Regions from separate parts of the Homo sapiens genome. Here region 2 is linked to region 1. A link is an interaction called in ENCODE POLR2A ChIA-PET data of the cell type or tissue named here. Cell type or tissue: MCF 10A. All regions are shown on one strand. Links, peaks and the distances in the headings refer to the core of each region. The heading gives the core; the rest is flanking DNA.

Evidence for each region. Peaks named below come from ENCODE experiments on the same cell type or tissue, not always from the same donor. Only the 100,000 strongest peaks of a DNase experiment are listed, where the experiment ranks them.
Region 2: POLR2A ChIA-PET joins it to region 1 with 5 read pairs; 3 of 35 experiments call an interaction of 5 or more read pairs at or near these places.

Annotation. Positions count from the first base shown.
Region 1 is chr4:55,035,041-55,040,429 of GRCh38, reverse strand. LOC124900703 (a long non-coding RNA gene) reads left to right here and starts at 5,051. Exons shown (of 2, transcript XR_007058121.1): 1 at 5,051-5,139. In MCF 10A, for the core only: no CTCF peak of the experiment used is centred there; DNase peaks (open chromatin) are centred at 2,059 and 3,879.
Region 2 is chr4:55,141,267-55,146,655 of GRCh38, reverse strand. No RefSeq gene overlaps it. Among named protein-coding and RNA genes, the nearest start is that of KDR, 18 kb to the right of the region's middle. In MCF 10A, for the core only: no CTCF peak of the experiment used is centred there; a DNase peak (open chromatin) is centred at 2,555.

The DNA.
Region 1 (5,389 bases), core at 161-5,160:
GAAAATGTTTTTATTTTACCTCAATTTTTGAAGAATTTTTCTTAGGTGGATATAGAATTTTATGGCAACAGTTTTATTTCCTTTAAATACTATTCCATTGTCTTCTGATATGTTTTCTGTCTTGCATAGATTCTAATAAGAAATTAGCCATCATTCGGCCGGGCATGGTGGCTCACGCCTATAATCTCAGCACTTTGGGAAGCCGAGGCGGGTCAGTCATTTGAAGTCAGCAGCTCCAGACAGCCTGACCAACATGGTGAAACCCCATCTCTACTAAAAATACAAAAAATTAACGGTGTGTGGTGGTGCAGGACTGTAATCTCAGCTACTCAGGAGGCTTAGCAAGAGAATCGCTTGAACCAGCGATTGCGCCATTGCACTCCAGCCTGGGTGACAGAGTGGGACTCCATCTCAAAAAAAAAAAAAAAAAAAAAAAGAGGCCGGGCCGGGCACAGTGGCTCACGCCAGTAATCCCAGCACTTTGGGAGGCTGAGGCAGGCGGATCACGAGGTCAGGAGATTGAGACCATCCTGGCTAACATGGTGAAATCCCGTCTCTACTAAAAATACAAAAAATTAGCTGGGCGTGGTGGCGGGCGCCTGTAGTCCCAGCTACTCCAGAGGCTGAGGCAGGAGAATGGCGTGAACCCGGGAGGTGGAGCTTGCAGTGAGCAGAGATCGCGCCACTGCACTCCAGCCTGGGCGAAAGAGCGAGATTCCGTCTCAAAAAAAAAAAAAAAAAAGAAAAGAAAAAAGAAAAAGAAAAAGAAAAAGAAAAAGAAATTAGCCATCATTCATATCATTGTTCCTGGTATATATGTTTTTATTTTTTTGGCTGCTTTTAAGATGTTCTCTTTCTGTTTATGTTTAATCAATTTGACTGTCATTTGTCTAGGAGTGGCTTTCTCTGTATTTATCTTACATGAGACTTGTTGAACTTCTTAGATCCATGTGTTCATGTTTCCATCCAATTTGTAAAGTTCCAGTCATTATTTCTTCAAGCATTTTTTTTTTTTTGCCTGATTCTCTCTCTCTCTTTCCCCTCTAGGACTGTAATTACATGTATGTTACAAATTCGGTATTAAAAGAAAGAAGAAAACTATATTGTAGTAAGGTTGGTTTCTTTCAGCTGGATCCAATCTGCTTTGCAAAATTCTTCCAAGCAAGAACAACATCTTGCTCACACTTACCTATAGGACACCTCAAGGTATACTCCTTGTGAAAGAAAATTGCTTTCTGGAGGTGTCCTCTATGCTGATGGAGGGTACAGCCTGGGAAACATGGAAAAAGCAAAGAAGTTGACAATGTCAAGGACATAACAATGCCTCAGACGTTTTCTCAGGTCAGTAGCAGCCACTTTCCACATTCAGCCTAAAAGAGAGGCTATATGAGGAAGGTGAATTTGAAATATAAAAGCAAAGAAGTTATATATATACATAAGACATTTTTTTTCAGTGGTTCACATGAAAATTCGAGAACAACATTGTTCTTCTGAAAGCGATTTCAGGATTCCATGCATCTTATTGGCATTTGGATACACAGTTAAGCAGTAGTGTGATGGTAAGAGGGTCCTTTAGGGGAAAATTTGTGGCACCTGCTGACTTTCATGATGCAAATAGTGCCACCATGGCCAATTACAAGCTCCACCATGACATTGCTGAGCATGGCTGGAAAGAGCCATGAAGAATCAGCTCTCTTGAGCCAGTGCAAGCTGGCTCCAGCACACACTGAGCTGCAGGATTGTGTTTAGGGCTAATAGCTATTGGCAAATTCAACACTTGTTGAAAATAGACATCATTGAGTTCTAGAATCAAATGCCTGTTGCTCTATTGCCTGCCTTTTGGTCATTGTTTCTCTAGCTTTTTGAAGGGGCTCAGTAAATCTCACGACTGTGGACCCCAGACCCTTTGACTTAATGAAGGTTGATGTCTTCATTAGATTTTGAAAAGGAATGCTTGAACATTTTATTACCTGGTTGCTGGTGCCTAGTACTCTCTGTTCCATTGCCCATCTCCCCCACCTCCTGTGACACATTCCTGAAAGTGCTCCAGGAAAAAAATGTTACAGACTTGGCAGATCAGCGTTTTCTGATTGTGCAATGTCCTTCCTGAGAAACTCCATTCTCCAAAGGCAGTCATTCTGAAACAAGAGCTAGAAATGGGGGTCCAGGCCACCCCCTGGGATGGCAGAATAAGAGGTCAGGTGGTAGTGGACTGGGACATACTGAATCTATAGGAAATGGCATCCATGTGTGTCTCACCAGTTTTATGGATGTAGAAAAACTGTCAAAGAGTTCATTGGAAGGAAGAAAGGGACAAAATACTTCACTTTCATTTAGATTATATTTTGCCCCTTACAAAGTAACTTCATAAACATTGTATCATTTGCTCGTCACAAGAGACTGATGAGACATACTAATATTGTGAATATAATAAATATAATAATGTAACATATGATTATTGTGTATTATATTATATAATTATACAATATATGTAATTATATGTTGATATATAATTATAATAAATATGTAATATATTATATAAAATAATATATTATATATTAGTATGTGATTATATATGTGACCACATGTATGTAAATATATGTAATATATTGTATATATAAGAACACAATAAATGTTAAGAATATAATAAATATGAATATTTATTTTCTGTCTATAGGTGAAGACACTGAGACTCAGGGAAAATAAATGATTTGGTTAGGGTCACACAGATGTTAATGACAGGGGAGGAACTTGAAGTCTGTCTGATTCTAGTCTAAAGCTCTTTCCATATCAGACTGATGCATGTGTGGGTGTATGTGATGATTCAAGACGGTTTCTATCAGCCCTGATTATTTAATCACACTAGGTGGATTACAAACTACCAGAACTTTTAAACAAGGTGGAAATTATGCTACTCTTAAGAAGCTTCAGTGGGATCCTGGGTGTCAGAGGTTCTCAAAGATATAGATCAGTAATGCCTCACTTATCCAGGCTGGCAGAGAAGGAGATATACGGCAACAATAAAATGTCTATGTGATTGTTTGCATACCTAAAACTTCCAAAGTTTTTATTTATTTTTTTTATTTCTTGTGGAGACAGAGTCTCATTAGGTTGTTCAAGCTGGTCTTGAACTCCTGTCCTCAAGCAAACCTCCAGCCTTGGCCTCCCACAGTGCTGAAGTTACAAGCATGAACCACCCAGCCTGGCCAAAGCTTCCGACTTTTAAAGGACATCATTTAAAATTGTGTTGCACATCACCTTGTATTCTTAAGCATAGAATGCCAAATACAGCTTATTTAACATTTTCTTCTTGACTTAGTGCATCATTGTAAATCTCAATTTGTTTTAGTCTTTTCTTTAATTCACAACCCTCTCGGGCTCTACACTACAAGGTTCCAGTCTGCTGTGCTTTTTGGAGTTCCTGTTTCTTATCTGCTTCTATTGGTGCACTTACCTTTAAGGATTTCTGCTCCCTCTTCTACCTTGTTGGTTTGAATCTGTTAAAAAGTGAGGAACCAGCTCAGATAACCCAGTTTGATAGACTTGTTGATCAAGCAGGAGCAGATAGGTTTTAAATAAAGGCTGGATGACCCTTCTGGAGTAAACACTTTCTATCACCTTCCTTAGTTTTAGGGGTTGATAGGGGCTGTTGCAGTGCTGCTCATATCTGTTTACCAGATGAGCTCTCTTGTCACTCAGCTCTGTAGGTGTTGGTGATCAATGGCTTGCAGCTGCACCTTTCACTGAAGCCTTGCCCTTAGCCTACAGGAGCTGATCCGCCCAGAAATACCTGAGAGGTTTTTCCCTAACCTCTGGGTGTGGCTTGCAGCCAACCACTAATACAGGGGTATAAAAGCCCAGCCCCCTTGCTTCAAGTTGGGACAATTCTGTAAGGCCATCCTTGTTCCAGTGCTATCTGTGGGACCGGACAGAGACTGAACTGCAGCTGACCGCATATCCTCACTTTGCTTCTTCCCAGCCCTGTCTTGCTTCCCTCACTGCCTTACAAGGTTTCACTTGCATGTGCTTGCAGAAGACTCCTGACTCTGCCATTGCAACCTCTGATGTTAGGGATCTTAACCTAAGACAGGAGACTTCCTGCCCGGGCCCTATGTTTTATATTTTCACCTATATTCTGGAGAGGTAAGATAACAAAAATTCCCTATACTCCTCCCTCTCCTCCAACTCAGCATTAAGAGAGAAGAGAAGCCTAGTCGTGAAAGAATGTAGAATGAGAAAAAAATCATTTTGCAAAAGATATCTTAAAATTTCATTCATTTGTCAAATTTTGATTTAAAGCCTATTATATGAGTCACTGTACTAGGTTCTGAGGATACAAAAATAACAGACACAATCTCCCCTCCCTTCACCCTTTTGAGAGCCTCACAGTCTGATGAGAAAACCAACAAGAAATAGGACAATTCCCATACCTCTTGATAAATGATATTATTGAAGTTAGAACTTATTCATTTAAGAAGTATCTCTAAGCATCCACTATGTGCTAAACATTTGAGGTATAAACTGCAGAATCCAAAGGCTGGAAAAGATATGAAAACTTTTACTTTGGAAATGATACTGGAGGAGGTTCTAGTAGAGCAGGAGGAGTTTATCAGGTGAAGAATATTAGAGATAGTGTTCAGATTGAAGGACAATGTTTTGAAAAGATACAGTGTTCGGCGGGGGGACTGGAACTGAGGAGGAGTTTATCACTGCAGGAGATGAGGAGAGGAAGGCAGGGATGGATGTGAAAAGCTTTCTCTGCCAGGCTAGAAAATTGGGGTTTTATCCTGTAGGTAACTTGGAGCCAAGATAGCCTTATGAAACTAAAAATGTGGTCAAGACCATTTCAGTAGGATCATGACTGTCATCCATAGGACAAATTGGGAAGGAAGCAGGGTGGATGCCCATAGCCCCATCAGTGCACAGCTTGACAAGCAGATGCCTACATCAGGCCTTTATGTGCAGTGCACCAACTGTGCAACAGTATGTAACAGCCCTAATGACCTGTGATATCATGGCTTACTTATGGCATTTGTGTTTCTTTTATTAGGAAAATGAAGAATTCCTTAAGTTCTCACTTGAAAATTTGATTTGTAAGGGAACTGGAAGTTTTCCTGCTGAGTGCTCCATGTGTAAGAGGTGAGCAGCTACCCATATATGACTTGATAGATCAAGACACAACCAAGGTAATCTCTGCCCCTGACCCCATATGCTATCAACATTGCCTGAGAGGCCACCATGTCAGTCCCATTTCCCCTGACTCACCAGGCTTTCAATCCAGCCTGGGAGATGAGATTTTAAATTTGGGTGGAAGGGTGAGAAGGGAGTGGGGAGGGGAGGGTTGAGAAGAGACAATGTGAGGTCACTGAGGCACGATGGGGAAACGGAA
Region 2 (5,389 bases), core at 233-5,232, 110 kb before region 1:
TCAGGTTTTCTAACCCTCAGCTCAGTGCTTTCTCCACTATATCATAATTGGGAGTTCCATCATTTATAATGTACATTTACTTCCTATAGGATGTAACCAGAAAAATGGACACACAGAGTTGATCCATTTCTGTCACTAGAGCTCCAAAATTTGTATATATTTTTCTAAAAGGAAAGAAAAAAAGGACAGTTAGTGTTGAGCAGGTGTTTTATCATCAGCCTAAAAGGTTTGGCCATTATACCCTCCTTAACAGGAATCAGAAAAAAAAAAAAGAAAAAAAAAAAGGCGGTTCAATTTATTTCTTGAGGGTTGTGTTTTTGTAAATTAGCTAGTTGGTTTTTACGGGGACTCCCTCCAACTTGCCCATTTCAAAGGTCTCCAATCCTGTTAAATAAGAAAACCATCTTGGCTGAATGGTTAGGTCAGACAATGGCTAGACATGAAGCGAGTTGTCTGCAGAAGACATGGGCAGCCCAGTGAACCACAAGGATGGGTACAGGACATTGAGATGGGCAGGATGTCATTGTCAGCTAAGCTCATGTGCAGGTGACTGCCCCTGAACAGAAAAAAAGGTTAAGGGTCAGGAAACATGTGGACCCTGAGGAGGGCAGAGAAAGTACTGAGTCTAAGCCACTTTTCCTGATTTTATTCAAGCCAAGCGGAAGGCAAAGGGTTGCGTCAACTAACTTTCCCTGAACTGGTGCATCAGCAGGATGCTCTGAGCCTCTCCCACTTATCTCCAGATCCCAAACACAGAGTTCATGGTCATCTGGCTGCCTTGCTCAGAGCTCTTCAGGCAAAGGAGAAGAAAGGCCACTTCAACATCTAGCATTCTTCAATCTTGCTTGAGGCTGGCAGCTGTCACAGAATGCCATCAGCAAACAGATCATCTTAGCAATGTCTTTCCCACTTCTTAAACCATCAGCCTCTCACGATTTTTGAGTAGTTCCATGAGCCCTGTTCAGTTTTGAAATTCAAGCTACTGAGGCTTTGAACTACTTATTAGTACCAAAAGCCCAAAATATTTATCATCTATTGCTTGAAGAAAATTTTGTTTTCTGTGAGGCCATGACCAATACCATTAAATTTAAAAAAACCTGTGCCTAGTGGCCATTCCTCTGCTTAATGGTTGACTTTTCTGAACCTTTTGTTGAGTCTGCTTCACTTTGAGTCTCCAGGTCATTTGTTGTTTAAACAGAAGATCTGAAAATCAAAAATTTAAATATTACATATATATACATGTATATTAAACTATTTTTAAACATTATAAATGTAGTATACATTTTAAAATCTTGATCAGCAAAGAAGAAATAAAGTAAAAAAATGAAATGCCAAATGCCAGTCCCACAGATATTAGCATTATTAACAATTTCTCATATTGCCTCCCAGAATTGGTTTATGCATGAGGTACATGCACAGGGTACAGGTATTCTTTTTGATTGTTGTTTTAATGAAATGGAATCATACTAGACATTACTGCTTGGCAGCTTGCTTTTTTTCCATGAGCAATATATGCAACTCCTCCCTACTGGTAGGTATTAAGGTTGTTTCCATTTTTTAACATTTTCATCATCTAATTTTGCAATGAATATCCTCATTACAGGCAACTTGTAGACTTGCGCATGTATATATTCAAGTAATTACATTTGGATGCATGTTACTCGACTCTAGTAAAAATTTTGAGAACTTTCATTTGAGAAATGAAACCTGAAGGCAAAAATGGAGGGTAGGGTATATCCCTAGATTTATCCTTGCCAGTCTCTATCCTCAACTGCGGATAAATTGAATGTTGACTATAGGAAAATAAGAGAAGCAGAAAATAAACACATTTAGGAAACACGGGCACAGATTTTCTTGGGTGTCATGGGATTCGGGTCTTAGGAGAGTTATGACTTGGTCATTTTCATCCTGGTAATCTTTTAAAATAAAATGATTTCATTTGTCATGACAATGAAATCAGTTACTTTTTTCAAGTTTCATCACCACTGAGGTTCTCCTATCACCCCAGTTCTTGGTTATCACTCCTTCCAAGGAATGCCTATGATACTTAATTGCTTGCCCTGTAAATTGGATACACTATCTAGCTTTACATACTTATTTTCTAATGTACCAATTCTGAGTTCCTAATCTTATAAACCTCTTCAGGGTAAGTTTTATGCCTTTCTATATTCTTTGTACCATCTGTGCAGCAATATGCAATGCCTTAGAAGTGATAGCGAATGATTAATCTCTCTATGAATTGGTTTCCCTAGACTCCAAGGTCTAGAGCCCTACCTTATTTCCTAATGAACACGAACAGTTGAATAAGGAAAATATTTTTTTCCCATAGCCCCTTCTTACAGTAGACCAGTGCTTGGCATTCCAACCGAGTTTCCCAATCTGGGTGGACCAAAACATGACATTTTGATAGACAATAGCCATGAACCTTTGTTTTGTTTCCCTTCACAGCTCAGGTGGCCCTATCTGGCACATAAGTAGAAACAGATGTTGAGAAGAGCAAGGAGGTATGTGGTGCCGATGTCTCAGTTCTGGGAAAAGGAAACACTTCACAGAAAATAGGTGCCACCTGTAGGGGGTTGCAGTCTGCCAAGTGAAACCAGTTTGGCTAAAGATAGCTAAAAATATTCCCCTAGGGTATAAGGTAATGTTTGTTTATGTATGAGACTGAATGAGGGTGTGTGTGTGTCTACGTGTGTGTGAATGCATGTGTACCTTCTGCATCATCCACTCCAATGAAGCCTTTTGACCTGTTCATGAATCCAATTGCTGAAAGAACAATTTTTATTTAATATTTGACCTGTTAAGAAAAATAGAACTGTTAAATAAATTTTTAACGGGTGCAGAAGAAAGAATTTTAAATTTCCTTATGTTTCAACTACCTCAATAAGATTTGCTAAGCTATCTAAAAGAGATTTGGTGCTTTGAAGAACTATACAAAACTCTACACAATGATTCAATATTACTTACACCTCCCTCCTAGCAGAATTTGGTTACATTTGGGGGATTAAGTGTACCTAAGACTACTAAATGAAATTGAATTGAAAAGCCATGTCTCTTTGGGCAAATTACTAAACTTCTTGTGCTTCAGTTTCCTCATCTGTAAAATGGATATAATAATTGTACATACTTCAAAGAGTTATTGAGAAGAGTGGATATTCTAAGAAAGTCACACTATGTAACACATGGAAAGTTATGACTACTATACTACTACTATTATGACTTCTACCACCACCACCCAATCCCTTCATCTTTTCCCCCACCTTTTCTTCTTTAATTCACAAAGATCTTCAATAATTTAATTTAAATGTGAAATTCTACGGAAATTTGTAATATTTTCTAGATGTGGGGATCCATAATTTTCTTTGATGTTGGAATTTAAGTCATGAGGCCTGATGTCACAGAAAGAGCACAGCATTAGTGGTCCTACAACTTGAATTTAGTTCCAGCCCTCTTACTTAGTAGCTCAGTGACCTGGAAAAGTTGCCTTTTCTGAGCCTCTCTTTCCTTAACTGTAAAATGGGAATAAGTGAATGAATGGGATGATTTCTCAGGTCCCTTCTGGGGGACACTTGGGAAGACCTGAATTATATTATGGAGCAAGATGTAGAAAAAAATCATAATGCTTTATACTATAAGCTGAACTCAATGGTTAATTTGTTTTAAAGAAGCAAAGTTAAAAATAATCCATTAGAAGTGAAAGAGATTAGAACTGAACATAAATATTTTCTAAAATTACTAAACAAGACTGAAGATTAGAACATCAGACTATAAAATCTTTAATGGCAGGGACAGTACATTAATATGTGTCCTTGTATCTATAGAGGTTAACAAGAGCCTTGGTACATAGTCGATGCCCAAGCAAAGTTTGCTAAAATGAATCTAACAGAATTCAGAGTCAATGTAGCTTGTGAATGAAATACTATTCTATTTGGATTGAACCCCGAGTTTAAATTGTGAGAAGGCTTAAATTTCTGAGATCAAAAGCATTATACTAGAATAGAAGTTCTTGGTGGCTGATGGACCAACATCATAACTATTACCTGGAAACTCATTAGAAAGGCAGAATTGTAGGCTCCACCTCAAGCCTACTGAATCAGAAACTCTAAAGATGGAGTCCAACAATGTGTTTTTTGTTTTTGTTCTGCTCTTTTAAATAGACTTTATATTTTAGAGCTGTTTTAGGTTCACAGCAAAATTGAGTGAAAAGTACAGAGTTGGCATACACTCCTTGTTCCACACATGCATGGCTTCCCCACCGTCAATATCCTGCACCAAAATGGTACATTTGTTACAGTTGATAAACCTACACTGACACATCATTATTATCCAAATTCCAAAATTTACATGAGGGTTCACTCTTGGTGTTGTATATGCTATAGGTTTTGATAAGTGTATAACATGAATCCATTATTGTAATATCATACAAAAGAGTTTTACTGTCCTAAGCAATGTGTGTTTTATTTTATTTTATTTTATTTTATTTTATTTTATTTTATTTTATTTTATGAGAAAGAGTCTTGCTCTGTCGCCCAGGCTGCAGTGCAGTGGCGCTATCTCAGCTCACTGCAACCTCTGTCTCCTGGATTCAAGCGATTCTTCTGCCTCAGCCTCCTAAGTAGCTGGGATTGCAGGTGCCCACCATCATGCCCAGGTAATTGTTGTATTTTTAATAGAGACAGGGTTTCACCATGTTGACCAGGCTGGTCTTGAACTTCTGACCTCAGGTGATCTGCCCGCCTCGGCCTCCCAATGTGCTGAGATTACAGATGTGAGCTACCGCACCCAGCCAGCAAACTGTGTTTTAAAAAGCTCTCTCATGCACATTAAAGTTTGACAACCATTGCATTACAGGATAGTTTTTCAAAGCTAAGTTGAAGAACTAGCCAAGAAATTAAGATGGTCTTAAATCCTACCTTTGAATTGAAGCTGTACTCAGTGTATCCTACCCTCCTCTTAATACACATTTGGACGCTAATGACCAGTACAGTCATTAAAAGAATTATGAACTCTGTCTAAATCTCTACTTCTCCCTTTGCTGAACTTTTGAGATGCTCTCCTCTACTCACATACTAATTGGAAACTAGGATAGAGCTGTGGAAAAGACACTGGTTTATTTTTAAAGAAAATATTTGGTCAGCCACGGTGGCTCACGCCTGTACTCCAAATACTTTGGGAGGCTGAGGAGGGTGAATCACTTGAGGTCAGGAGTTTGAGATGAGCCTGGACAACATGGTGAAACCCATCTTTACTAAAACATAAAAATTAGCTGAGATCATGCCCACTGCACTTCAGCCTGAGCGACCGGGCAATATTCTGTTTCAAAAAAAGAAAAAAAAGAAAGAAAACATTTTATTATCAAAAATGTCATGCATATACAGAGGCACAGAGA